Regions from separate parts of the Homo sapiens genome. Here region 1 is linked to region 2. Evidence: chromatin loops called from intact Hi-C (ENCODE). Cell type or tissue: PC-9. All regions are shown on one strand. Links, peaks and the distances in the headings refer to the core of each region. The heading gives the core; the rest is flanking DNA. Region 1 has its middle 71 kb from the start of WNT5A. Region 2 holds the start of LOC124909383 (a long non-coding RNA gene).

Region 1 (12,394 bases), core at 2,281-10,280, 53 kb after region 2:
TACAAAAACACAATCTTCACATATGTGGAGAAACCAAGAAGTACATTTATAAAAATGTTAAGTGGGGAGGTCTACATGTGTAAGGATTACAGCTGATTTTTGTTACCTTTTATGTTTTTCTTTTTTTCCCCTCTAATTGTGTTTTACATTTGAGGCATGTAATAATGATGACGATGAAATTGATTGGTTAGGAATGTTTGTTCAAAAACAATTAATATAGACCTTGGGTATTAATGTCACTGCTTAACTTTAAAAGTACACTATATATGTAAATATTTTATATATATATATATATATATATATATATATATATATATATATATACATATACATACATACATACATACATGGAAGCCCACAGAATCCAAGGAAAGGTTGACCAACCTCAGAAAGGTCAACCACTAGGGCAGCTTAAGGATCCAGGCAACAGAAATCACTTAAGACGTCAGCCACTCTTAATCCTGAGTTTCTTGAATCTATGTCAAATGCCAGGGAGACAATTTATTGGTCTACCTAGGATCACCTGCCCGTGCCCTTCACTGCTGAGGGAAGGTCATCTTATTAATAATAACTGCATTAATGACTCCAGTCTCACCATGACTACATGTGATAAGGGAAGGGGAGCTCCCCAAAGGAAAATTCAGTGCTATTCGTAAAAGAAATGGCCATGGAGGCAAGAAAGTACAAACAACCGACATTGACCATAATAAAGATACCAAATAATTATTGGGTACCTACTATGTGCTATACACCCAACTAAGTACACATTTGACACAGATTGTCCCATTTAGTAATAATAAGAAGACTCTATGATTATCCTTATCTTGCAGCTGAAGAAATTGAGGTCGAAGAAGATTACATAGTTTCTGTATGTATCATAGGTGAGTGGGAGGGTTGGGATTCACCTAATCCATATGACTTTAAATTCCACTCTCTCAGTCACTGTACTTACAACCCACCAAAACCTCCACATCACTGCCTTGTTATTGATATTACAGGTACATCCTCTAAGTTGGAATGGCAAAGATAACATCACGATCAAGTCAAACACCTTCACCCCATCATGCCTCATTAAATGGCCACCCAGCCAAGTCAGGGATTATTCAATATGGCAAGGGTTAAACACAGCCACATTCAGAGAAACAGACTGGAAAGATTCAAATAAAAAGACTTGGGAATAAGACCAAATTTCATCTCCATTCTGTTATCAGAAAGAGAAGTAGGGCCAAGATGTGTGATTGCTGGAGTCCACAGAAACCCTAAACAATTTTCTAAATGCTTCTCCTCCTGGTTCCAGTCTGGGTGTATTTCATGGAAAGACAATCCGTCTGTTTCTAATCCACTTACATTTAATTTATGAAAACATTTCGGGCCAGACTATTTGAATCCCCCAATGCATTATGGGTCTATTTTACAAGACTTTTTAAAGTCTATTTCCTTTGAACAAAGAAGTCCTATTTTGCCTGGAGTGGTTTGACCAAAACCTCAAAAAAAGTAAAATTGCTTCTAAATTTAGAACCAAAGATGCTTAAGTCCATTCTATATAAACACTCTACTCCCAGGCACCTTGAACACACTCAGGCTGCCAAACCACAGCTGGAAGTTGTCTGGACCCCATTCTCAAATGTTGACCACCAAACAAAGAGAGATAGCATGATCTAAAATAGCTGAGTGGTGTGGAGAGGGTTAAAGCTAGAAGACAGGAGCACTCACCACTCACTAGCTCCATCCTCCACCTATTCACTGCCCCTCTCTGGGCCTTGGTATTCCCTTCTTTAAATACAGATATTGTTTACATATAGTCCACAGGGGTGTCCAAAGACCAAGAGTGATAATATATGTAAAAGTTTGACCAAAGATAAAGGATAATTTCCATTATTATTATGACTACTAGTTATCCAATAAAAAAAAATTAATTGGCATGGCCAGGGCCTTAACCAAAATTAAGAAGATGAATTTTTCCAGTTTACAACAAAGATTGGCCATGCCAAAAAGATTTGCTGAACTATCTCAGTTTACAGATGTCAGCAAAACTCAACTCTTGGGGTGTAGTTGATGTGCCTATCACTATGGAAATGGGTTGACACGAGAACATGCGTTTGTGTGTTCAAGAGTCTAAAATAGTCACAGCATAAATTGTGAACAAATTATCCAAATAAATCTGACTCCTGCCCCTCAAGCCCAGTAATAAATATCTGCATTAGGCATGGCTTACACAAAACCTTTCCTTGAATTTGATCATGATGTAATTTTTATTGCAGGCTCAAATAGGGAAGGTTAATGATACAGCAAATGTGAAGGGAAAGAAGCTAATTTGGGTGAAACATTAACTTGTTCAACTTTCAGACCACAGCAGAAAATATGACGGTTAATTTCACATCTTTGTATGGAATAAAACACAGAACCGTAATGGTTTCAAAATGAACTAGCAAATGAAGAATTAAGTCTTCCAAAAACTCAAAAACAATTTGCTCATTTTATTAAAAATGTATAGCCACATATATTACTCACTGACTCAAGTGACATATTTTCCTGTCGGGAGAACCGAATTGTGAGAATCGCATTTGTCTCCCAATGTATTCTATGGGACAATGCCAAAATGCAAGCTCCCAGGCAGGAAACTTCATATCCATAGTAGATTTTCCACATGTCACTGTGAGTTGAAAGCAGCTCCCAAAAGAGGCAACGTTTGCTCCCTGGGATCACTAAAGACAACAATAGTGCCAAAGGGGGGTTTTTTGAGGAAGAGTCTCCGACACCAACTTTTTTAAGACATGGAACTGAGACCAGCTGGTGAGGGGCAGGGCAGGCAGTGATATTTTATTCTAAAGAGTTTGAATACAGATAATCAAAGTAAAACCAGGAATCCCTTCCTCAGATAGCAGATATCTGAGCCTCAGATAGCTGAGCAAACATAGGCCCTTTCTACCAGTGCACTAAACCAGCGTCAGCAAACTTTTTCTTAAAGGCTGGAGAGTAAGTATGTTACGCTTTATGGGTAAGAGGCAAATGGAGGATATTATATGGTTACTTCTCAATCAATAAGGATTCCGAATATAAAAGCTGTTCTTCCTGTGCACTTATAAAAACAGGCATCAGGACGGACTTGGCCCACGGCCGTAGTTTACCATGCCCAAAGTGAAAGTTAATAGGCAAATTCTGAAATCTCGACTTCTAAGGCCACTTGATGTGATAGGATAAGGTTTTGAAATACTTTCTATTTTTTTTCCTTTCCTCCTCATTATTCTCTTGGCCTTCTCTCCATCCAAGTAAGGCCACCCTGAGTTCACTGCATCAGGACAAGATAAGTCAACAGCGAAAGGAACAAGAATCTCTTCCTGTCTTTTGAAGTCTAAAAAATGACATCTTTAGTTCTCTTCAGTGTGGGGAGATGAAAGAGGAAAGGATTCCTGTGTAACGATAGATGTGGGAGAAGAGGTGATGGATCACATTAGCAGCTACCAAGGCCTCAGCAGGTGGATGGCAAGGGTGGATGGCAGACCTGAATGTGGATATATGGATACGTGGGTAGCGATGCATCATTACAAAGCAGGCCCAGCACCCTTTTTCCTGCCCATCCCAGGCTGAGTGCCAGCATAGTGAGAAGAAACCTCAGACCCCTTGATTCAGAAACTGAGTATGGTTGATGGCTGACGTGCAGGGCCTAAGAAGAGATGAGTCCTAGGCCCCAGATTCTGTGTGGAGGCCCAGAAAAACAATAGGACCCCAGAGAAAAGTGACTTTTTAGCGAGCTGGGTAAACCAAGCCTAAGACAACTTCACAGAACACCCTCCATCCCAGGACACAAAAATAGTGACAAGATCCCACATCCTTAGAGAGTAGCAGGGACATGGCCAGTAGCTAAAGGAGAGAGAACTGCATGTAAAAGGAACTTGCAAATGGTAAGAGGAGATGACTTAGCAGCAAGCGCTGAGGACCCAGGACTTATGAACAGATGAGATGAGGGACAGATACCAGCATGCCAGCAGAAGGATGATAATTAAAGACCAGAGGATAGGTGGTAGCACTGGGACATGATCAAGAAAGGACCCCATGGCACTACCCATGCCTTCGCCCTCTGCTGCCTTCCAGAATTTGGCACAGCTCCCAGGGGAGAAGCTGATGATGTGTTGTTGCCACAAGGCAAAAATGGCTTGATTCAGAAACTGATCACGGTTGATAGTTGTTTATAGCCAATGTCTTACATACCTGGGTTTGAGTAGTGAGATTCCTAACAAAAAAAAAAAAGTAGCTCCAAAAAAAAAAAAAAAAAAAAAAAAAGGCAATTATCTGGGATGAGATCTAGCCCTCCTACTAACTAGCTGTGTGTCTTTAATAAACTGACCCTATTGAGCCCTAGCTTCCTGATGTGTCAAAGAAGGAACTGTTCAGATAATGGATGGAAAATAGGTTTCTTCTTTAGAAGCCACATTTGATAAATCAGCAGCTGTTAACTCAAGCATCGGATTGAAGACGGCTCTGAGTTTGCCTTTGGGTTCTTCAAGAAAGGATGCCACCATTGATTACTGCTTCCCAGGGGTACCAAGAGAAGGGGAAGGAATGGTGGCAGACACAACATGTTTTTCCTGCTTGTGGGTAGCTACATGATCTCTGAGGTCCCCTTTAATTCAGAAAGTCAGCAGTCTTTCAAATGCCTGGCACTCAGGAATCAGCAGACATTTTTCCTGAGAAAAATCTTCACTGAAAGTCCAGCTTGCTGGGTGGAGCCAGTCTTGGCAAAGACTGGGCTCAGATTGGTAAAGATGGCCTAGGGGAGGAGACCAAGCAGACCTGCACACTCACTTCTCCATGTCAAAATCTCACATGAAGTGGAATGAGCACTGAATATCGAGACTACCCCTTCAAAGCCGGGGGTCGCCTGGCTTCTCTGGGCCTAACTATGCTTATAGGACACAGTCCCAGGCAGTGTTGGGAGGACCAACAAAACAGCAAATGCAGAATGCACTCAGCACACAGCAGGCACTCAATAATTGCTCATTTCTCTCCTTCATGCATGGAGGACTGTATTCACCAACAAGATGGCAGTCTATGGGAAAATTCTTTCTCTGTATTTCCCTGTCATGAGGAATGTGACAATTGCCTCGTCCTTGGAATAATTCTGTTTCAGGCTTTCAAAGTACAGAAAGTTTAAAGCAGTATCAAAAAAGAAAGTTGGCCTTGGGCCACCACATAAGACTTCTAGAAAAGCAAATTGCCCGGCGCTGGGCTGCACCAAAGGAATCAGAATCCCTGGGAGTGGGGCCTGGGAAACTGCATGCCACCACAATTCTAATACTCAATAATGCTCAAGGCTACTGGTTCAAAAGGCACTTATGAAAGATCCCTAAAGCCCCAGCCACAAGGCTCATCCCTTCACCTTCTCAAAGAAGGTGACCACCCTGTTTAACACAGCAGCCTTGTTCCACCCAGCCCTCCCTGTCTCCTTCCCTTATTTTAATTTTTTCCCATAATACTTTCCACTCACACTGCCATCCATGCATTTTACTCATTTATCTATTCTTGTCCTCCCCTTCCCTCCCCATCTCCACAAAGGAGAGTCTGGTTGTTTTGTTCATTGCTACCTCCGAGAGCCTAGACTAGTGCCTGGCACACAATGGGCACTTGGTAAATATTCCTAGAGTGGTCTTTGCTGCATCCCATGCTCTCATTTTACCTCAGAGGACCCTAAAAGGGAAGGTCAAAGAGATGAAAAAGATACCAGTTTATGGAGGGTTATGTAATGATATGACTGAAAAAACACTAATCTAGAAATTGTAAATACTAAGTCCCCATGACCTTTCAAGATAAGAAGGAAGCAGATGATTCCCTTGAAGTTCCCTTCAACCTTGGTCATTTTCCCAGCTAAATGGTTAATCTATAGCCTCAGTTTTCAGCTGCTCAGTTCAGCAGGGGTTGAGACATGGCCTAAGTCCAGGACTAGAGGGATGGCTTGAGCTTCCTGTCTGAGTCAGTCAGTCACAGTGGCCTGAGCATCTGCTCTGCCCCCAGCTCCCAGCTCCAGTTCAGGCTGCATTGGTCTGCTCGCTTCCTGGCTGATGCCCTTACCAGCCAAGACCAAGCTGGGCACCACCCTTGCTTGCCTCCAAAAAAAATGAGGGTGTGGTTCTAGGCATCTGGAGATGAGGGGGGAGGCTGCTGTTTAACAAAAGAGACACATCATTATTTTCTTGCACCAGGATCATGTTTCATTTAGCTGACTTGGCTCGACATTTAAACAGCATCCCCCAGGCAAATAATACAATTAAGCAAATGGAGAGGAGATTTAGTAACAATAAATTCCACAGAACTAGTCATTCTTTTGCGTTCAGTTTTAAAAGGAGCTAAGCATTTAGAAGGATCAATCATGCAGAATCTCATGGGTTCAAACATTATATAGAAACTGCTAGGAAAATCTGATGGGAATTTGACATCACACACACACACACTCACACACACACACACACACACACACACTTACTCATGGGTTAGGCCTATAAATTTTATTTTTTTTTTACAACCTAATAATGAAAAGACAATTACAAAAATAGGCTTAGGATGCATACGGAAGAATTTAGGCCAAAATGGAAAATAAACTACAGAAATTAAATCTATTTAAGAGCCAGTCAGGGCGGAAGAAGAGCCGTTAGGAGCAGAGTTATGTGTTAGAGCAGGTAAAGTAATGCATTGGGAACCAAGAGATTTGAATCCAGCTCTACCATGCATATTCGGTGTAACCTTAGGCAAGACAAATAACTTTGTGAGCTTCTATTTCTCTACATGTAAAACAAGTTGTTTGAACCCCACTGTCACCATTTTTTTTTTTACCATCTCCAAGTACCATCTGTATTGCTATTTACTATTTTCCTTTAAGTCAACTTTTCTTTATTTGAACATGGGTACATACTCTGTGTAAGGAAGTGAGTATTTATTACACTATTTGTTGTATTTGCTAGAACTTGTACATCTCATAATGAATATATTTACTTAGAAAGGAAACTACCTCATTAATATAAAAGGAAAGCTGGAATCACTGGTCTTAAAGTAGAAGGTAATGACAAAAATAAGTACAATGGACTCCTGCTTTTATTCATGGCAACTAGTTTGCTTTAGACTAACCCCTTTGCCAAGAACAACTTTAAAAGCTAGATAAAATACATAAAATAGAAAAATAAAAAATGAGAAAACCTCTGATGGAAGACATTCAGGGAATACTAACGCAACTAAGAGCCAAGAGAGAAGTAAAGCACACTGAGATAAATCTAGTGTTTCACAGCACTTTTTCTCTAGGCGTTTGCTGATTTGTAAAACCTCATAGAATCCAGAAGCTCAAAAGTCAAGAGTCTGATGATAACTAAAATTGAGGCTTTAGGTCCACCAAGGGGCGTGAGTTGGGGGAGGCCTGGTATAGACTTCAAACTTCCAGCTGAGATCATGAATGGGCTACACATTAGAAGTGAGGGTGAGGCAGAAGTAGCTCAACTCTTACAAAGATTAAAACCTTATTTTAAGCAAGCTCAAACCAAGATGAAACAAAGTGACCTACCAGTATCAAAACACATAACAGTAGCCAAGTAAATTTAATTTTCTCTGGAAGAAGATAACAGAATCCAGAGCTTCAAATGGGCTCTATAATTTGTCATACATTTGTTCAGCATTTATCAAAAATTACCAAGCATGCCAAGGGACATAACCAAATAACCAAAAACCAAGAAGAAAAAAACCCAGACCCATATGTGATCCAGATATTGGAATTACTAGAGGCAAACTTGAAAATATCCATGATTAATAAGTTTAAGAAAGTAGATGACATGATGGAGAATTTCATGAGAACTGGTATTTTTATAAAACAAGAAATTGAAATTCTAGAAATGAATATGCAATAACTGAAAAATTAGAACTCAACAGTTGGGTTTATGGCAGATTAGACAATGCAGAAAAGAAGATCTGTAAACTGGAATATAGGTCAGCAGAAGATTGAGCATGAAGACGAAAATATTGTAGAAAATGCACAAAAGAGCATAAGAGAGACGTGGGACTTGGTGAAAAGTCTTAACATGTATGCAGTTTGAGATCCTGAAAGAGAAAAAAGAATTGAGGAGATGCAATACTTGAATAGGTATTCACTGAAATGCTTTTTCACAACTAAGCAAAGACATCAAGCTAAAGATTCAAAAATCTTTACAACCTCAAATAGGATAAAGAAAACCACAACGAGGCACATCATAGTCAAGCTACTTAAAAAACAAAGACAAATATATCACAAAAGCAGCCAAAGAAAAGAAACATATTATCTTCAAAAGAATAAAAGTAATGATGGAAGCTGAGGTTTAAACAAAAATGATGGAAGCCAAGAAACAACAAAATGACATATTCAACGTGCTGAAAGCAAATGATTGTCAACTTAGAACTCTATACTCAGTGAAAACATTTTTCAAAAATGTATGTAAAATAAAAGCATTTTTAAACAAAAACTGAGATAATTAATATCCAACAGACATGCTCTTTGAGAAATATTAAAGAGAATTCTTGGAGCAGAAGAAAAATTAGGCCCAATGGAAGCATGGAAATGCAGTCAAGAATAAAGATGGTAGAAAGTGCAAATATTTGGGTAAAATTAAATAAATATTGGCTGCACAAAACAACAACTTCTTGTGCCATGTGAAATATATGTAAAAATAGGTGCAACAATCACACGAGAATTTGGAGTTAAAGTATCCTGAGGGCCTTATGTTGTTCACAAAGTAGTAAGAGGACCATCATCATACTCTAATAAGATAAGAATGCATGTTTAATTGCTAGCATAACCACTAAAAGTAGAACAAAAAAGAATGTTTTCTAGCAAGCTAGGAAAAGGAAAAAAGGGAATAAATTAATTCAAAGGAAGTCACAAAAGAAAGTTAAAATAGAAGAAAATTGTGAGATAGTAGACTTAACTACTAAATACTAATTCAAAGACAAGATGTCCAACTGAATTATTTTTTAAAAAAACTATATGCTGTTTGGAAATGACGCATCTTAGGCTGGGCATGGTGGTTCATGCCTGTAATCCCAGCACTTTGGGAGGCCGAAGCAGGCGAACCACTTGAGGTCAGGAGTTTGAGACTAGCCTGGACAACATGATGAAACCCTGTCTCTACTGAAAAAAACAAAAATTAGCTGAGCATGGTGGTGTGCAGTTGTAGTCCCAGCTACTTGGGTGGCTGAGGCACGAGAATCGCTTGAACCCTGGAGGCAGAGGTTGCAGTGAGCTGATCACACCACTGTACTCCAGCCTGGGCAACAGAGCAAGACTCTGTCTCACAAAAAAAAAAAAAGTAAAAAACCATATACCATGGACACATTGATCAAAAGAAAGCAAGTATAGCTAAAGAATAATATGCCAAGCAGACTTTAAGGTAGGAAGCATAACTAGAGTTAGACAGGGACTTTTGATAACACTGAGAGAGTTAATTCTTTAGGAAGATTCAATAATTCTAAAAGTATATGCCTAATAAAACTCAAAAATATACAAAACAAACATTGATAGAAATATTAATAAAAGGTATAATACTCAAACCTACAATCACAGTGGGAGATTTTGTCATACTTTTTCAGTAAATGATATAATACACAGAGAAAAACTCAATAAAGATATTGAAGATATGAACAACATAAATAACAAACACCATTTACACATACACACACACACAAACTTGGCCCACACTTGACAACTATACATGTTTTTTCAACTACACGTGGAACATTTACTAAAATTGACCCTTTGTTGGGCCATATCAAAGCAAATATCAAAGAATTGAAATCATACGGAGTGTATTCATTTTTTCTTGCTGCTGTAACAAATTATCACAAACTTCATGGCACAAAAAAACACAAATGTATTATCCTACAACTTTGTAGCTTAGAAATCCGGCACGGAAAAAATTAAATTACACAAACAATTCCATTTATAATGGTATAAAAATAATTAAACAAATGTATCCAAGAAGTACAAAACTTTTACACAAAACACTACCAAACATTTCTAAAAGAAGATCAAAATAAATGTGAAGACATCTAGGTTTATGGACTGAAGGATTCAATACTGTTAAGATTACCATACTCCCCAGGTTGATCTATAGATTAAATGTAATTCTTATAAAAATTCCAACTACCTTTCTTGCAGAAATGGACATGTTGATCCTAGAAGTTATATGGAAATGCAAGGGACCCTGAATAGTCAAAACAGTCTTCAAAAAGAACAAAACTGGAAAACTCACATGTCCCAATTTCAAAGCTTATTACAAAGCTACATGAATTAAAACAGCATGGTACTTGCATAAGGATAGACATATAGACCAATGGGATAAAACTGAGAGTCCGGAAATAAACCCATATACCTATGATCAGTTGATTTTCAGCAAGTCTTTCAACTAATGGTGCGGGGACAACTGACTATCCATATGTGAAGGAATGAATTTGGATATGTACCTGACACCTTATATAAAAATTAACTCATAATGGATCAAAGATCTAAATGCTAGAACTATGAAGCCCCTAGAAAGAAACACAGGCATAATTCTTAAATATGACACCAAAAACATAAACAAGAAAAGGAAAAACAGATTAAGTTGGACTTCAAAAATAAAACCTTTTGTGCATCAAAGGATGTTATCAGGAAAATGAAAAGACAACCCACAGAATTGGGGAAAACATTTGCAAATTATATATCTGATAAGGACCTAGTATCCAGATAAAAGAACTCTTATAACAATAAAAAGAAAAACGAACCAAAAAATTGGCAAATAATTTGAATAGTCATTGCTCCAAAGAAGACGTGCAAATGGGTAATAATGTACATGAAAATATGTTCAACACTAGTAGTGATTAGGGTAATGTAGTATTAGTTCAAGGTGAGATAGCAGACCAACAGAACAACATTTTTGAAAGCCCAGAAACAAACCTAGAAACATAAAGAACTCCCCACAAAGAAAACAAATGACAAATTGGACCACAGTAATACCAAAAAGCAAGCCATGAAGTTGAAAGTATTTATAGCAAAATTAACTGACATAGAACCAGAATTTAGCATATATAAAGAACTTGTAACAAGTGAATTTTTTTTTAAAAGACTGACAACCTAATAGAAAAATAGCAAAAGGCTTTATCAGGTATTTCAAAAAGAGGATATCTAAATGACCAATAAACAGAAAAAAGGGACACTTTATTCCATTAATCACCAGGAAAATCCAAATCAAAATCACAATGAGATATAATGACACACCTACAAGAATGGCTAAACACTGTGTACCTCACAAAAATACACAGATGTATATACTCAAAGATCTGTATAAGAATGTTTGTAGTCACATATAACTGCTAAGCAAAAACTAGAAACACCGTCTACCCACCAGAGAATGGGTAAATTGTGATATGTTAATACAATGGAATAATATACAGCAGTGAAAAAGAACGTCATATAAACAACACAGATGAAACTCAAGTATAAGCTAGTCCACAAGAAGTCGACACAAAAGAATTCATACTAAATGGTTTTATTTACATAAATTTCAAAACTGGCAAAGCCTATTTAAGGTGTCAGAAGTTAGAATAATGGTGTTCTTTTTTGGGAACAGGGAGGTGGAGAGACATTAGTTACAGAGAAGGGGACTTCTGAAATACTTTAATACTTTATGTCTTGACCTGAGTGATAGTTACACATATGTTTGCTTTCTGAAAAATCATCAAGTCATATACTTCTATGTACTTTTCAGTCTCAATGTATACTTCAATAAATAAGTTTTTTAAAAATCAAACACAAAAGAATATTTGCAATCATCCTAATGCTTTTGGTGAATTATTTGAATCAAATGTTATAGTCATTTGGTATACTCCACTAATATGAATCTTAAAAAATAAATGTGAGTTAACAAATAAATATGCTTTAGGAAAAAATGTATTAGTGAATTCAAAACCACGTATTCCATTCTTGCAAGATCCTATTGGCCTGCTGCAGCTCTGGGCCCAAGGCCTGATCTCTCTTGCTTAAAAGAGAAATAAGGAAGTGTTCAAGAAGTGCTTAAGATTTACCAGCAAGCTGATATTGTGTCTTGATATATAATGAAAATAGGATAGAAAAGGAAATTGCTTTCTCAAAATGTGATCTAATATCCATTACTATGTATCATCTGCAATCCCTTGGCTAAGTCCAGGGACCTCCCCTACACCATAGGACATACTGGCTTATTTATCTCCAAGTTTCTTCCCAGCTGACCATCTGTGACTTGCTAATAGAAGGCTCTTCACACTCAGTGAGAACTAAAATAGTCCTTCACTTAGAAATGGTTTTAAAAAGGAAAATTGAGTCAAGTCCTTTCATTACAGGATTTGCTAAAATGGGTAGGCATCTTCTATATAC
Region 2 (12,394 bases), core at 1,548-9,547:
ATGGGTTTCTTTACAAATCCATCTTCATGATTGCAACGAAGCCTAAGGAAAGGGCTCGTGATGCCACTAAGCAGATGTGAGCACAGCATATGAACACTTCCAGAACATCCACGAGCCTCAGCCTCTCACCTGTAAAATGGGGTTAACACACCTCTTTGCTCCTAATAACTACAAGGAATTACTGCAATGATCAAATGACAGGATGTGGGAGGAAACAGAAAAAAGTTTACATTGTTAAATACCCTTATAGGAACATGGGTATAATCTCATAGCACTGGCCTGGGGTCATGTGGAAGGTTGGTGAAAATGGGGGTAGAAATCAAAGGAGCCTTCAGCTTTGAATGCAATGCTTTAATTTTGTTTTAGGGTAGTGAATTCATATATAATCTCTATAATTGTAAAGGCATATATATAAGTACATTGGGCTCTTTGTTAAATGGGACAGAAAGGGTTCTCTTATAAATTCCTCTTGTAGAAAAAGACTAGAACCATACATGCTGTGTTAATAGGAGTTAATTCCAAGGGCTGTAATTGTTTTACATTGTACATCACTATACTTTAAAAAATAATAATTTAAAAGGAAGATAAGGCACTCTTCTTAGGAAAAGGTGAAAAGGTCTAGAAGATGGAGATAAATGAGAACATAGAAGAAAAGAAAGAAGGAAAAAGAAAGAGAAGAAGGGCAAGCAGGAAAGAAGGGCAAGAAAGAGAAAAAGAAAAGACGATCTCAAGTCTTTTTGTCAGAGGTGTGTAAACCTGGGCAACTGCATCTTGAATAGGAGCTGGGTAAAATAAGGCTGAAACCTACTGGGTTGCATTCCCAGATGGTTAAGGCATTCTAAATCACAGGATGAGATAGGAGGTCGGCACAAGATACAGGTCATAAAGACCTTGCTGATAAAACAGGTTGCAGTAAAGAAGCCTGCTAAAACCCACCAAAACCAAGATGGCGACGGGAGTGACCTCCGGTCATTCTCACTGCTACACTCCCACCAGCGCCATGACAGTTTACAAATGCCATGGCAACATCAGGAAGTTACCCCATATAGTCTAAAAAGGGGAGGCATGAATAATCCACCCCTCGTTTAGCAAACAATCAAGAAATAACCGTAAAAATGAGCAACCAGCAGCCCTCAGGGCTGCTCTGTCTATGGAGTAGCCATTCTTTTGTTCCTTTACTTTCTTAGTAAACTTGCTTTTGCTTTGCACTATGGACTTGCCCTGAATTCTTTCGTGTGTGAGATCCAGGAACCCTCTCTTGGGGTCTGGATTGGGACCGCTTTCCGCTTTCCTGTAATATTTTTAGAACAAAGCTGTGGCATAAATAGATGATAGAAGCAGAGATCATAATTTTCTTTAAAAGTGCTTTTGAAGTGCTATCAGTCTTCGCATGGTAAATGCACATGCCAATTTAAAACTAATCTTGCAAATATCCACCTCTTTACAAGGGGTAAGAAGGTATGTTAGAACAAACTGTTAACTGTGTTGAGGAGAACCGACTGATACATCTTCGCATGAAACCCAGTGACAAGCTCAACTCTACTGATGGAAACAAATTCAGACTCAGGATCATTCTTATGGGACTGGGGTGGCATTCACATTTGCACCAACCAAGATAGAGGAGATGTCGGGATGTTAAGAGAAAGCAGCTACAGGAACAAGACAGCGGAGACCATCTAGAAGCTCTTTAAATAACAATATAACAACATCCATTTGAACAATGTGCTAACCTCTGAGACTCTTCTAAAAGGTTTGGCAGCATCTCATTAGCCATCAGCTTCTTACTGTAGCTAGGAAAAGTAAGAAAACTACAATTCTTTTTTTCTTTAATTCTAACACATTGACTTCTATTTGAGATAGGACAGTAGGCATTAAACCTCAGCGCAGTGGGGTACCATCAGAAGGGTTTCGAGCAGAGGAGCTATGCATGGTTTATCATCTGTTCTGTGTGCCCCCACCAGATCCACTCTCTGCCCTTCTCCATCCTTCTCTCTATCCCAGGAGGCCGACCTCTATAAAGTTCATTCCCTGGGCCTTCCTGCTGTCTACATTTGAGTTGGGTTTAGTCAATGGAAGGTGCCAGAGGACATGGAAACAAGGAGAGGACAGACAGGCTGCGGTATTTATTCTTTATTCATTCATTCATTCATTCATTCTACTGCAGGCCTACTCCTTCATTGATTCCACTCAGGGGCTCCTGGCAGAGAGCCCTTTCCTACAGCCACAGCTTTTCCTGGGGACTGGTAACTCTTCCCTGTCTTTTCTGATCATACTAGCTGCAGCACAGTAGAGGGTCCAGGAGGGCAAGAATAGATTTGGGGACAGTAGTTGAAAACTGTTCTATGTCCAGGAGACAGCTGGTGATGGTTTGGTCCAGGGTTTTGTAGTCTGTAGTGGCAGAGACAGAGAGAAGTAGGTAGATTATGAAAACATTAAGGAAATAAAATCTCTCAACCCATGGTCATCGATCAGACATGAGGGTGAAGAAGACTCCTGAGTTTTAGGTCTGAGAAATCTGATGGATAATGGCCATTTGCAGAGATAAGGAGCACATGGATTCCTTAACCTCTCTCATGCAAACTTACTTCATGAGTTACTGAGTTGTGGGGAAGGACGGGAAAGATCCTCATTTTCTTTCTGCCATTCACTGTGAGATGGCAGAGGAAGCAGCACCTGGACCTGGGTAGCGGAGGGCGTTTTAGGGGGGTGTGGCTCCATGCAGTGGAAAGGACTATTTCCTTAGCATGTATTTGAATAGCAAGAGCAGCTCTAGACATCTAATCTGCATCTGCAGAAAAGTCGCATGCTATTTTTCTTACAGCTAATGAAGACAGATCAGGCAAAGCAACTTAAAAATTTCATTTTTTTTCCTAGCCCTCTTAAGTACCAGAAAAAAATAAATGTAGATATATAATTATTGTGCATTTTGAGAAAGAAAAATCTTATATGCAAAGAACGTTTTCATAAATCACGTCTATGATTTAAAAAATATGTTTTGAGCAGACACAACTGTGCTTTATTCTGCATCTGTTTCACATATACAAATGTGTCAGGTTTACATAAACCACACTGATACAGATGAAAAATAAGGGAAGAACAAGATAAAAATAGCTCTTATGGTATCAGTAACACGTCTTTTATTATTATAATATATGATAGCATTGCAATCAATCACACTCTTACACTGCATTGGCTAGTGACCTCGAATACCACAAAGGAAGAGCTAGCCAACATCCAGGAATCAATTCTTCCAGCTTAAAAAAAAAAAAATCTTCAGTATCATATATTTGGGTAGCTGGTGACTATTTCAAAATTGTGAAATGAATCAATCTCATCTCCCAAGTGTTCCCAGGTCCTGCTTTCAAATGTGTTCTTTTTACATGATACTCACCCAAGGCAGGAGTGGTGAAGGGAACGACAACCTGTCCCTTTTCTGATGCTGCTACACATAGATCATCTATAAATGCAACCACCAAACCAGCCACTGGTAGCTTCCTAGGCCTGAAAGATAACACTGCTGATTTGTACTTTTATCAATCCTTTCTCTTACTATCCTTGACTAGCTGAGCAGATTGCAGCTGGAAAACTCAACTCATTTTTTTCCTTCAACTGAAGAAATATTTAGCTTTTATATTATGATTGTAAAAGTTGTAAGCTCTCAGGAAGATTTTTAAAAAATATATGCAAACGATTCTAGTAAGTGAAACTCTGCTTTCTTACTCATTGACTAAAGGATGCATTTTTTTCTCATAAACTTGGATTATTTCTATTTCTCCTAATGCTTTAGCTTTACTTTGTGTGCCCCCATTAGCTCCAACCTTGAAGTCTACTGATCTATAAGAAGACACTCTACTGTTTCACCAAGGGCAAATTTACCTGGGGATAAAGGATTGTTCTGTAATGCAAATATTTACCCCAGATGATATAATATTTTACCAGTTTTGATTTTCAAATCTTGGGGTTGCTTAAAATTTTCCTGTCATCTTGTTGTCTCATTGTAAAGCCTTTGGCATTTTGTACATATGAATCAGAAGATTATTTTTCTCATTCCTGAAGGGTGACTCCACGTAAGCATAAGATATTCCTTTGTTGTGGCTCTGTTCTAGGTGTGACACTTATCCTTGCAGTTCTAGTTTATGTTTGTTGATTTCCCTTTGCATTTTCATGATGGTCATGTGAGGCCTCCCTGGCTAGAAAAGATGAACATTTGAACTCCCTAGCTCCTGGTTGGGCCTATTTCCTCTGACTTTTTTGTATCTACTATAGCGCAGTTCAGTAAGAAATAGGAACAATCTCATGGAGACATAAGCAGGAAAGAGAATTCTGGAGAATTCTCTTCCTTACTGCTTTCATTCCAGTCTCCCAGGGAATGCCCTCTTCCCATCTAAGAACTTACTCAAAAGGCAGTTGCTATAGAGAAAACTCCCTCCAGACCCAGCTGCTCCTGGTTTCCTATCAGTGGTTAAGAGCTCCTTCCTCCACAGTGCATTTGTAAATCACAAATGCTCTCCAGTAAGCCAGATAACAAGTTCCTGGAGGCTGAGGGGCTCTGCGCTTGTCTTCTTGAAGGGTCCTTCCTCATGATTGAATAAACATTTGGTGATTAACTGCTAGAGTTTTTATTTTGGTTTTTCCCCCTTTTAATATCTGCTCATCCATGGAAAATGTGGATAATAAATGGAAATAAAAATTTAAAAATCAACACTGAATCTCATCACCAAGATATACTACCTTGTATCCTCAGTTCTCTTATTAGGGACATTTTCACACAATAAAATACAACAAAATATTTTTTCCCCTCTGTGCCATGACATATCTATAGATATAAGGTGCCTAATTTGAGTTTGGGTCTACTGTATCTGGTTCCACTGTTAACAAGGTGAGGTCTAAGTCTACAGTGTAGCAAGATAAGTCAACAGACTGAGGAGTTCTACCAATTTCTAGTCTTTCTCCTGCTTGTGCCATCTACCATTGACTCTATGCTCCCCTAGAAAGAAAGGGAAGTCTTGAGTCTCTGAACATAAGTGAGTTTCTTTCAGTTCCCTAAACATACAATTCTCCTATTCCCTGGCTCCCAGGCTTTTGCACCTTCTATTTCCTCTGAAATGCTTTTCTCCTTTCTGATCCTCCCTCTATGCCACAGCCCCTGTGGAACTTGGCTATTTCCTGCTCAAACTTCATCCCTTCAAGATGGAGACGGGTTTCCATCTTATGTGCTTTCCTAGCACCTTATGCTTCCCCACTCAGCACGTTACATACTGATTATAACTTGGCCTATACACCAGCTTCCCTGCAAGGTTGGGACATTCATAAAGACAAGCATTATATTTTTCTTGTCCACCATTGGATTTTTAGCACAGTGCTTCTAAATGGTGGGCATTCAATAGCATTGCTAAATAAATCAATGAATGAAAGCACAGAAATAAAACAATAAAGTTGAAAGATTTTCAAAGTCTTCTTTGCTTTTCCAGGAAGGCAATAGTCATTGTGCATAAAGTATTTTTCAATTAATTTGATTTAAATGTCATCCACTCATTCCTTCTTCTTCCAGACACAGAAACCTAAGGTTTTGATTAGGAAATCATTGTTCCCTTCCTCTCAGGCCATGTGGATTAAATAAGGCTGACTCCATCCCTCACTTCCACGGGTATAAAGAAGACCCAAGTCAAATTAAAAGAGTGAGCCTTGAGATTTTTGAGGGTACTACTGGAGAAAAAGGATTTATCTTTCTATTGGGGTTGCTGAGTTGGTAGAATGAGGCCTGAAGCTGTTGATGGCCATCTTACTTCCACATAGGGAGAGCTTTCCTGAGAATGAAGACAACACAAAGAAAAGCAGAGCCAGGAATTACAGAGGTACAGTTTCATAATGTCTCCATTCAAATATGTTTTCTGAAGCAATACTACCCTTGAGCTTTTGTTACTTTTATAACTTGCGGTTATAAACCTCATTTGCTTAGTTCAATTTGACTTGAGTTTTTATAACTTGATATAGAATCTTACCCCTTTTATTCCATTCCATGCAGTATGTGTAGGAGGATTGAGGACAAGACTCCAATTAAGAGATCCTTCCTAGACTCTCTCCAGCCATTGCTCCATCCCATAAAGCCAGGAGGAAATTGATCGCTTGGCACCTACATTCACGATGACCCACTTCTCCAAAAATTTCACCATTGGATGGCCTCTCTTGTCACGACACCAAGGCCTCAGAGGTATGAAAAACACAGACCTCACCCAGAAGAAAAAGCTTATCCTCTTTCAGAACGCATGACTATATGTCAAGATAATGATCTTCAGCTCTGCTATGAGGAAACATTTACAAGCAGCCCCTCCAGAATCACAAAATCTACTTTGCCAGACATTCCTGGTCAGGGAGGGAACTGGAGAATCTCTTTCCTACATGACTTTTACATTCTTTTGGTTCTGAAATATGAAACTTACAAAATTTAAATTTCATCCCCAAATTCCTAAATGCCTGTGAGGTGGACCCACTGGGTTGACTTCTTATGGGCAGTACTGGCCCTTTGGCAAGAGCTGAGCCACCTTCAGGTGAAGCTGCTCTCTCTTTGAGAAACATGGATGTTCCACTTGGATGGGAAGCTCTGGGAAGATATTGTAAAACTTACTTAGGAAATAACCACAACCCTAATACCATGGACACACAACAGTCCACTTGGCAGAACACCTACCTGAGGAATTACAGAAAAAAACCTCCTAATATTCTGCTAAACATTTGAAAACCTAGCTCTATCCAAAAAGATCCTATGAATATATAGACACACTTTTGCACACAGACACAGACACACACACACAAACACACACGTATTTCTTCAAGCAGAGTAGAAAACGGCAAAGTGAATTTTTCTGGTCTGGGAATTTTTACAAAAATTCTTACAAAGATGTAAAAATTAAGTCCCATTCAGTTCAACTCATCCAGAATTCTCTTTATTGAAAATAAGAAATGTAGAGGAAATTAGGACTGTCCTAGAAGTCCTTGGGATACATGCACGGTTATATCCATGGGGTATTGCATCCCATATAGGAAGGATGAGAGGCATAAAAATGAAGCCAGGGCTTGGGTCCTATCCTCTTAAAGCAAATAGAAATCTCACTAGACACTTAAAAATCCACAATTCATTAATGCTCAATCAATTATTTGAGCTACAAAATGCTTTGACTGTCTGCAGGGCTATTTGCAAAATTAATGCCTCATGACTAGAGATACCCAGTATACACAATAGTCTTCTCTTAATAACCTATGAGATAACTTTAATCCCAGGAAAAGGAAGACACAAATACAGTCATGTGCCTGTGATCAAAGACAGACCGCATAGAAGATGATGATCCCATAAGATTATAATGGAGCTGAAAAATTCCCATCACCTAATGATGTCTTGATGATCCTGACCCTGTGTAGATCTCGGCTAATGTGTGCGCACGCGCGTGTGTGTGTGTGTGTGTGTTTCATAGTTTTTAACAAAAAGGTTTAAAAAGTAAAAAATATAAAAATGTTTAAAAGTAGGAAAAAGCTTTTAAACTAAGGATATAAAGAAGGAAAATTTTTGTATAACTGTACAATGTGTTTGTGTTTTAAACTATGTGGTTACAAGAGTCATAAAATTAAAAAAAGATTAAAAGTAAAATGGTTGCAGTAAGCTAAGGTTAATTTATTGAAGAAAGAAAAACATATTTCAATAAATTTAGTGTAGCCTAAGTATACATTAATAGTATTTATAAAGTCACAGTAGTGTACAGTAATGTCCTAGGCCTTCACATTCACTCACCACTCACTAACTCACCCCAAGCAACTTCCAGTCCTGCAAACTCCATGCATAATAAATTTTATACACAGGTATAATATTTTTTATCTTTTATATCATATTGTCACTATAATTTTTCTGTGTTTAGATACACAAGTACTTACCATTCTGTTACAATTGCCTACAGTATTCAGTACAGTAACATTCTATACAGGTTTGCTAGGAATAGGCTCTACCATATAGCCTAGGTGTGTAGTAGGCTATACCTTCTAGGTTTGTGTAAGTACACTCTATGTCATTTGCACAATGATGAAATTGCCTATCGATGCATTTGGCAGAATGTATTAAGCAACGCATAACTGCGTATGAAATCATTAATGACTATGCACTTAAGTCTCTCTTCCTCCTTCCATGAAACCCATTGGGGCTGCATGTGTGATTAAACCATACCACCTCTGTTCCCAGGTCTCATGGCATGGTGGTACCTAGGCATGGCATGCCTAGTGGTTAGAAGCCTAGTTCCTAACTAGGATTTGGATCCCAGTTCTGCTGTTTGTCACCTGTGTGCACTTGAGAAAATCACTTAACTTTCCTAATTCTTGGCTACCTTTTTGCATAATGATGTTGTTAATAATAGTACTTGTCTATTAGGATTGCTGACAGTGTTACATGGGATAGTGTCTATAAATTGCCAGCATTACCATTAACTTCTAAATGGTGGCTTTGTTGAGGAGTATCTTCTTGGAACTGATGTTCTCAAGGACACTGGGGAGAAAAGGCTGGTCTTAGCCACCTGATGTTCTCTCCCAACGTTAGGAGTGGAGACATTTCCAGACAGATCTGATGCTATTTTCACTGGGCTGGAATGGAATGTACCTGAACATGGAATCTTTGAAAATGACAAACCAGGAATAAGAAGAGACATGATAAGAAGCTATAAGCCAGCAGGGCTGCTCTCAGAGGGCTGAGAGCTTCGCAGGAGAGGGGCCAGATCTGTTTGGCCCACCACTGTTTCTGTGGTACCCTGAACAGTGCCTATCACAAACTGGGGCTTGATCAATATTTGTTAAGCAAGGGAGGAAAAGAACAAGCAAGTGATTACTGATCAAATGCTAGTCTCCATCAGGGCCACATCCTGGAAAGTCTTGGCAATGCCACCAGTGAACACAGGCAGGGTTAAATGCCACTTTGCCTCAGCACCACAGAGGGACATTGAGGGTGACAAGTTACCTTGTTAATTAGAGCCCCTCGCTTTGTCCTGACTGGGTGGGTGAATAATAATGCAACAAGAACTTTAACAAATAAACTCACTGCAGGTCTCAGGAGTCACCACAGCACAGTCATCACTTTCTATATATTTTCATTTATAATGATTTCCACTGGCTAATGCCCAAATAAAGGAAAAACAAATACCTAGCAGTCAACAGTTTTGTAGCACGTGGCAGACATTTCTAATCCATTATGACACTGTATTTTTCTTTGGCTTAGTCTCAGACACTTTCTCAATGTGACATTCCAGAGAGCCACGAGCAATCAACTGGAGCTGGCCTTTGAGGTGGGGACATTCTGTCATCTTTCTTCTCTATGGGTTTCCTTTTACACCATTGTAATAGTCATTTGTTATCTTTCCTCTGCAGCATCCACTCTTCCTTTCTATGATAACATCCTAATTTTCATTTGAGGACCACTTCTCTTCCCTTCCTTATTGTCAACCAGTGACACTGACTCCCTACCCGAGTCTGGGGCTACAGCGCATGACCAGTTGGCTTCCTCCACTCCCCTAGCCCCCGGGATTGGTTCGAGGATGGGATGAGTCAGGCCAATCCAAGCCAATGCTCTTGGATTTTTGTTGAGCTGGTAGGGAAACTCACCCTCATTCTGGACGTGTCATAATCATGAGAACTTAGAGTAGCCAGTCAAACACCAAGGAGACTGGGAATGAAACCAACGAGGCAGCAGGCAGAGCAGAGGGATGGGGAGAAGCGAATTCTAGTGATATCATTTAAGTCCCTGGATCCAGTCATAACTGAAGTTAGATATTCCTGGACTCAAGGGTTATAAGTAAAAATGCCTTTTTTTTTTTTTTTTGGCTTCAACTGGTCTGAACTGGATGTTCTACAATCTGAAACCACGAGAATAAGACTTAAAGAAATATCTATTCTGGAACATTTCTCCAATTCTTCCAAGTTGTGGGTCCTGGGAAAAGACCCTGGAACTCCCCCTGCCACACACACACACACACACACACACACACACACACACACACACACACACACTCTCTCTTTGGCAACTTCGACTTGGCCTAGCTGAGGAAACTAGGCCGTCAGGGGAGGCCATCTCCTCCCAGGAGCGGGGGAGGGCACCATCTAATGCACAGAGGTGATGTCCAGATCCACAGAGGTGGATTGGGCCTCATAAGCCTGGAGTCTGACTAGGCATCTACAGCTGGGATTTCCTCCCCATCCTCCTGGCCACATGAATGTCATCGGTGCTTAGAAATTCCACCTTCCAGAAATATCGTTTCTAAATCTGCCAACTCCGACTATTTAAAATTCTTCAACTAAACCCTTTGGGAAAGTGAGAGCAGAGCTAAACCTCAACTCTACATCCTGAACTACACCCATGAGCAAGCAGCATTAGCCCATTTCCTTCTCATTTGTTCATTTCTCATATATTCAGAAAATACTTTTCAGTGCCTCTGGGAGTCAAGCACTGGTCTCACTGTTTAGAAGATATCAGTGGGCAAAATAAAGCCTCTGCCTCATGGAGCTTACGTTCTAGAGACAGAGATAGGCAAACAACAATAAACATGACAATAATTCCATTATGTAGAGTATTGGAAGGTGACGAGTGTCACCGGAAAAAACAGAACAGGCTAAGAGCCATCGATGATGCAGTTTTAACCTTTTAAACAAGATGTCAAGGTGGGCTTCCCTGGCAGTGTGACACTGGATTCTAACCTGAAGGACTGATGCATGCAGAAAGTCAGGTCACCCAGGCAGAAAGGGGCCAGTTTCTTAGAACTGTATCCCAAGTTCTTGAACTTCTGAACTTCACACTTTGTTTCTATCAGCCAGTATTTGTCAGCAGTTCAGGGCTATATCTAAATACAGACCAGTTCAACTCAATTTTTTTTTTTATGCTTTAAGTGTTTAGGGAGGGGAAAGGTGAAAACTGCTTAATTTGGCCTCGAGCAGCTGGGGAGTGAGGCTGGTGGGAGGCATGCCAACCTCGCAGTTTGCCTTAATGCCGCCCTGCTGGGCATCGATTCCATAAATGTCTAGAAAACAGTCAGTACTAAAGGATTCTGACAAATGAGGGAGCCAGCAGCAACACCTAATAGGAATTTTTTTTTCTGTATTTTCTATATTTTCTTTCTCAGTAGCAGCTGGAGACGCTGCCTCTGTCAGGGCCAGAGACTGGCAGATCCTGGAGTCCTGGGCCTGGGGATGCCCACTGGGAAGGGACCTCCTTGGCACTCAGTGGCCAGAGGGCAGGGGTTCTGTGAGCTGGGCATCCTTCCCATGTGTGTTTAGGCTTTTTCATTCCTGAGCTGTCCTCCCTCTGGCCCTCCTACTTGACAGAGATTTATGTGCCCGCGTCACACTCACTCCTTAAAGGATTTATGGATCCTTTAAGGAAAACATAAAACAAATCTCAAGGATTTGGGAGGGAGGGGCCGGTCCTGGGTTCCTGTGGAGAAAGTCAGAGGCATCTACAAACAACCTCCGCTGGCTCAAGGTGCATCTTGCGGCTGGAGGCCAAATCCCTGCCCTGTCAAAGCCAGCCACAGCCACCAGACTGGGACTCAGTCAGAGGCAGCTTTGGAGTGTCCCTTCATGAGACTCTAACCAAGGAGGCTGCACACCTCCCATGTGTCTACCGAAGGTCCAGTGAGGGAGTAGGGTGGGAAGAAACTGCCCTGTGGCCAGTGGGGCTGGACCTCTGGCCTCAGAGAGGTGCAGGTTAGAGTCAGCTCCCCGTATCCATGAGACCTTGGGCAAGTTCACTACCTCTTCTGCCTCTCCCCATCTGTGAAATGCAGTAATCATAGTTACAGAGAGAATGAAATGATCCAGAGCTTAGAAAGTCTTTTGTCCCCTTCTGGGCATATCATAAGCACTAACATATCATTTGCCAACGTTATGGTTATTATTAGATAACAACAGATGCATGCACACACCAAACACACAGCACTGCCCGGAACCTGCAGGCTCGCTCCGTCTCTGAAAATTTTTCTTTGGAGCAGTCCCTTTGGAATGCGATGAATAAAACCCTCCGTTTTATTACTTTATTTTTATTCTGCGAATCTGTTGGGGTGATGTGACTTGTACCACCAGTGCTGGCTATAACCGGGCAGTTAACCTGTCTCTTCATGGAGAGTATAAACTACGCACGTTGGCACCAGCCCAAGGCCTGGGAGAAATCAGGTTGTGAAAACAGTCTTTAATAAAAATATTCCCCTTCTCCTCCACATCATGACCTGGTCCTCATTCCAGCACTAAGGACACATTGATTTTTTTAACCAAGTCCAGTGGGAATTATCAAAAGATAAATCATGTAGGTCCGTGCTCGACACCGTAGGATACAACACACAGACACATCACACATCACACACACACACACACACACACA

What was found. A loop is a pair of places that touch in the nucleus more often than their neighbours do. Peaks named below come from ENCODE experiments on the same cell type or tissue, not always from the same donor. Only the 100,000 strongest peaks of a DNase experiment are listed, where the experiment ranks them.
Region 1: a loop joins it to region 2, with 6 times the contacts of the local background. A loop is called at or near these places in 2 of 110 quality-filtered maps.

What each region holds. Positions count from the first base shown.
Region 1 is chr3:55,410,498-55,422,891 of GRCh38, forward strand. No RefSeq gene overlaps it. Among named protein-coding and RNA genes, the nearest start is that of WNT5A, 71 kb to the right of the region's middle. In PC-9, for the core only: no CTCF peak of the experiment used is centred there; a DNase peak (open chromatin) is centred at 6,114; H3K27ac peaks cover 1,784 bases.
Region 2 is chr3:55,358,328-55,370,721 of GRCh38, forward strand. It overlaps LOC124909383 (a long non-coding RNA gene), which reads right to left and starts at 9,817. Exons shown (of 2, transcript XR_007095918.1): 1 at 9,173-9,817; 2 at 2,116-2,388. In PC-9, for the core only: no CTCF peak of the experiment used is centred there; DNase peaks (open chromatin) are centred at 4,064 and 6,314; H3K27ac peaks cover 2,743 bases.